Regions from separate parts of the Homo sapiens genome. Here region 1 is linked to region 2. The links are chromatin loops, found by intact Hi-C in ENCODE. Cell type or tissue: pancreas. All regions are shown on one strand. Region 1 has its middle 22 kb from the start of H1-0. Region 2 overlaps TRIOBP (TRIO and F-actin binding protein).

Evidence for each region. A loop is a pair of places that touch in the nucleus more often than their neighbours do. Peaks named below come from ENCODE experiments on the same cell type or tissue, not always from the same donor. Only the 100,000 strongest peaks of a DNase experiment are listed, where the experiment ranks them.
Region 1: a loop joins it to region 2, with 4 times the contacts of the local background. A loop is called at or near these places in 6 of 110 quality-filtered maps.

The regions. Positions count from the first base shown.
Region 1 is chr22:37,782,180-37,784,679 of GRCh38, reverse strand. No RefSeq gene overlaps it. Among named protein-coding and RNA genes, the nearest start is that of H1-0, 22 kb to the left of the region's middle. RefSeq lists an enhancer at 2,445-2,500. In pancreas, no CTCF peak of the experiment used is centred here; a DNase peak (open chromatin) is centred at 1,185.
Region 2 is chr22:37,724,111-37,726,610 of GRCh38, reverse strand. It overlaps TRIOBP (TRIO and F-actin binding protein), which reads right to left. Exons shown (of 24, transcript NM_001039141.3): 7 at 108-2,500. Among named protein-coding and RNA genes, the nearest start is that of TRIOBP, 28 kb to the right of the region's middle. RefSeq lists an enhancer at 288-789. In pancreas, no CTCF peak of the experiment used is centred here; a DNase peak (open chromatin) is centred at 985.

The sequences.
Region 1 (2,500 bases), 58 kb before region 2:
CACATGCACATGGGAAATAGTGCAGAACATATGAAAGCATTTAACACTGAAATGTGTCCCACCACCCCTGTCCCCTGGCCTTCTGGCTCCCTCCCCGAGGAGGCAACCACTATTCCCAGGGTCTTGTGTGTCCAGGGCCCCTTCACACTGGGTTCCCTCACCCTGGGGGTGTGTGTGCACAAATGTATGTGTGCAAATCCTTCTGGAGAGGTTTAAGCATGAATAAACACAGATGCAAATCTGCACAGGACACAGTTTCCTTTTTTTTTTTTTTTTTTTGATACAGAGTTTTGCTCTTGTCACCCAGGCCGGAGTTCAATGGCATGATCTAGGCTCACTGCAACCTCTGCTTCCCGGGTTCAAGCGATTTTCGTGCCTCAGCCTCCCAAGTAGCTGGGATTACAGGCACTACTTGCCACCACGCCTGGCTAATTTTTGTATTTTTAGTAGAGACGGGGTTTCACCATGTTGGCCAGGCTCGTCTCAAACTCCTGACATCAGGTGATCCCCCGTCTCGGCCTCCCAAAGTACTGGGATTACAGGTGTGAGCCACCACACCTGGCCCACTTCCTTCTAATGCTGGAATGAATGTTCCTGTCAACTTTCAGACACACTTGGCCAGTGCAGCCAGCTGTCCTGCTCTTGAGTGAGGACACAGCCACGTGGGAGCAGCTGGAATGTGGCTCTGGAGATGCCACAGTTGAGGTCACAGCTAGTAGATGACACAGACTTTCAGCAACTGAATGAGTGAAGAGGGGAGAGACTGCATGAGATTGGAGTTGGGTTGTGGGGACACCCTGGGGTGGGGGCCAGGGACACCTATAAACCTGTCTTCCTCAGGAGATGGTGAGAATCTGCTGGAGTCCAAAGGGTCAGGGCCAGCCAGGCCCCTGTGAAGTTCTCCCTGTAGCGCCTCCCACCCCCACATCAGTGCATCCATGTCACACTGCTGGTGGGGCAAGTCCACCATCTGTCACCTTTCAGACACATTTGGCCAGTGCAGTCAGCTGCCCCACCCGAGAGTGGACACAGCCACATGGGAGCATCTGGGATGTGGCTCTGGAAATGCCACAGTCAAGGTCCCAGGGCCAGTGGATGGCCAAGCCAGGTGACCAACTTGAAGAAGCAGGTTCCTCCCACTCCGCCGGCCTGGTTGAGTCTTGGCCTTGAGAAGCCACAAGGGAGCTCATGGCGGGGAGACCAACTGGGGCCAGGATGGCCAGAGCTAGGGAGGGGCTGGGAGCAGCCCATGCAAGAGCTCAGGGGCTCTGGAAAGAAAGCGCGGTTGGCAGTCCCCGGGACGCAGGCGATGAAGGTGGAGCTGCGGGGTGGTGACAGGGCAAGGGCCAGCCAATCACACAGGCACCCCGAAACGCCTCCTGCCCTTTGCAGGGGGATCTAGCCTTTCTGGGCCCTTTGGGAATAAGCTGTTGCCCTGCTTTACTAGGAAACTGAGGCAGCAGTGTGGAAGTGGCTCCACATTGAGGCCTCCTCATGTGGCCTCCACATGAGGCTCATTCAAGTCAGCCTCACCAAGGTACACCCAGACCTCCCCCAATGCCTACCACAAGCAGGGGGAACCAAGGCACCTGGTCCCCAGGCAGCCTCCAATGAGAAGACCTGGGTCAGCTCAGGAGGCCACCTGGGCTGTGAGACCAACTGACCTGGCCGTCACCTCATTGTGCTGCTGAGTCCCGGCCCCCTACCGGGGACAACTGTGCTACCTCCCTCATCAGGCTGTTCTGGGAATTAAAGGAGCTTGTGAGTGAAAATGTTTGTTCCAGGGTCCAGCCCACAGTAAGTGCTCAGCAAAAAAAAAAAAGGCTTCGTGACTTTTAGGGAGGCACCCTAGGTAGGGAGGGGATTTGGGCTCTAGAGTCAGACCTGCTCGGATGTGAGTCACTAAATTATTGACCTTGGGTAAGTCATGTCCTTCTCTGAGCCTCAGTTTCCTCCTATAACAAGGGGAGAGCAATAAGTACTTCAAGGTGTTGTTGCGAGCATTAAAGGTTTGCCGTTCATCATGTTTGCTCGTGGCGGAAGCTCCATCAAAGTCAAGTCCCCTCGTAAAGTACTGTGGGACGCCGGGATGACAAGGGTGACTCACAGTTAAATCCTGGCCCTTTCGTGTACCGGAAACCTCCATTAGCCTCCAGCCCTTCAGGACGGCTGCCGGGCTTCCCAGTGGGTTTATGGGGACATCTGGTCCCTTGCCATTTGGTGTGGAGCTGAGGCTGTGGCTATTTCCTGCCTTGAGGGTGACTGACTCAGTGGTCATTCACTTCCAGTCAGTCAGTCCGTCAATCAACAAACACTCATCCCTCGGAGACAGACACCAGTGCTCTGTACTGGGCAGTGGGGACACAGAAGCGATTCAGAGCTGGTCCCTGGCCTCAGGGGGCTCACAGTCTGGGGGAGCCATAAGGAAAAAACATGTCAAGTTCCAAGTACTGTGGGATCCAGAGCAGGCTTCCATCCCCATCTAGGGGATCTTGGGGGG
Region 2 (2,500 bases):
CAAGCCAGGGGGATTTGAACACTTTCTTTTGGCACCCTAACCCTTCACCTGTCCTGCTGCCGAGCCTCCTCCCCAGCCCACCTGGCTGACCCCACCCCCGGGCTCACCTGCGCTCTTGCCCGAAGAGGCGCTCCACCTCTGCACGGCCAGGGCTGTGGGTGCGGCCCCCGCTGCTGCACTGCGCCTGGGGCCCTGGCTGTCTCTGGGCCAGCCTCCTGGGTGGGGGCAGGTCGGCCAGCACAGTGTACTCCTCCCGCTCCAAGTTGTGCCTGGTCTCCCCGGGAGGCGCTGAGCCCCGGGAGCCCCCAGAGCTGCCCGGTGAAGGTGAGGGTGCCAGGAACGCTAGGTCACTGGGTGGGTGGCGGGGTGGGGAGGAGGCTCGGGGTGCATCCCGGTGCCCGATGCACACTTGGGGGATCAGCACTGGGGAGCCATGCAGAGAGTCAGTGGAGGGGGCCAGGCTCTCCATACTAGTTCCAGGGGGATCCTGGAAGAAGAGGGATGGCTCAGGAGCCTGGCGTGGTGGGGATGAGAAGGAGGGTGCATCCCGGTGCCCAATGCACACAGGGGTGGGGATGTGGGGGCACTCGTGCAGAGAGTCCATGGAAGGGACAAGGCTCTCTGTGCTGGCCCTGGGGAGGTCCTGGAATAAGAGGGAAGGCTCTGGGGCCTGGCGTGGTGGGGAGGAGGCCCGGGGTGCATCTCGGTACCCAATACACACAGGTGCAGGGAGCTGAAGGGGCTCGTGTTGGGGGGACTGACACTGATGCTCGGCATCTGATGTGTCTGGGAGGAAGGGGAAGGGGTCAAATTGGGTGTGGCGGGGGGGCGAGGACGCCCGGGGGGCATCTCGGTGTCCAATGCACACAGCAGGTGGTATATAGGGAGGCTCGTGGTGGGGCGGTTCACTCTCAGGGGCGCGGGGCTCTGGGAAGAAGGGGAAGGGGTCGTGCTGCAAATAGCGAGGGGGCGAAGAGGCTCGAGGGGCATCCCGGTGCCCAATGCACACAGCACATGGAGGCTGGGAGGGCTCAGGAGAGGTCAGGGGAGCCCCATAGGCAGCGGGGTACACAGGTGAGGAAGTTCGGGAGGTGCTCTGGTGGCCTGGGTTATGGGAGGAAGAGGTGGCCCGGGATGGCAAGTTGTACTGGGTGGGGCCAAAGGAGGACTGGGGTGGGTCATGCTGGGCTGGCCTGCTGGGAGAGGATGTCTGAGGCCTGTCACCTTGGGTTGGCCGGAGGGCGATGGATGCCCAGGGAACCTCGCTTTGCTTGGAGCGAGATGGGGAAGAGGTTCGGGGACCATCACTCTGAGTTGGCCGGAGGGGAAACGAGGCCCAGGGGATGTCTTTGTTAGTACGATGGGGAGATGAATTCCTGGGATTGTTCCATTGAGTGGAGCGGTGGGGAGATGATGGTCTCAGATTCTCCTTTTGGGTGCAGCATTGAGATGAGGAGGTTCCAGGGTTGTCTCGTTGAAAGGAAAAGGACTGTGTGCGGTCCCGCTGTGTACAAGTGGGTCTGAGGTTATCTCGTTTGGTACAAGAGGTTTTAGGGTTGTCTTGTTGGGTAGAAGATGATCTGGGGATGTTCTGTTGAATACAAGTTCTGGGGTTGTCCTGTTGGGTGGCTCTGATGGGAGAGGAGGCTCTGAGATTGTCCCGCTGGGCACAGGATGTTCTGGGGTTGTCTCGTGTGGCTCTATTGGGAGAGGAGGTCCTGGGATTGTCCTGTCGGGTACAGGATGTTCTGAGGTTCTCTTGTTGGATGGTTCTGTTAGGAGAGGAGGCTCTGGGATTGTCCCGCTGGGCACAGGATGTTCTGGGGTTGTCTCGCTGGATGGTTCTGTTGCGAGAGGAGGCTCTGGGATTGTCCCGTCGGGCACAGGATGTTCTGGGGTTCTCTTGTTGGGTGGTTCTGTTAGGAGAGGAGGCTCTGGGATCGTCCCGTTGGGCACAGGATGTTCTGGGGTTCTCTTGTTGGATGGTTCTGCTGGGAGAGGAGGCTCTGGGATTGTCCCGTAGGGCACAGGATGTTCTGGGGTTCTCTTGTTGGATGGTTCTGTTAGGAGAGGAGGCTCTGGGATCGTCCCGTCGGGCACAGGATGTTCTGGGGCTGTCTTGTTGGGTGGTTCTGTTGGGAGAGGAGGCTCTGGGATTGTCCCGCTGGGCACAGGATGTTCTGGGGTTATCTCGTGTGGCTCTATTGGGAGAGGAGGTTCTGGAGGCTCTGGGATTGTCCCGCTGGGCACAGGATGTTGTGGGGTTGTCTCGTGTAGCTCTATTGGGAGAGGAGGCTCTGGGATTGTCCCGCTGGGCACAGGATGTTCTGGGGTTGTCTCGTGTGGCTCTATTGGGAGAGGAGGTTCTGGAGGCTCTGGGATTGTCCCGCTGGGCACAGGATGTTGTGGGGTTGTCTCGTGCAGCTCTATTGGGAGAGGAGGCTCTGGGATTGTCCCGCTGGGCGCAGGATGTTCTGGGGTTGTCTCGTGTGGCTCTATT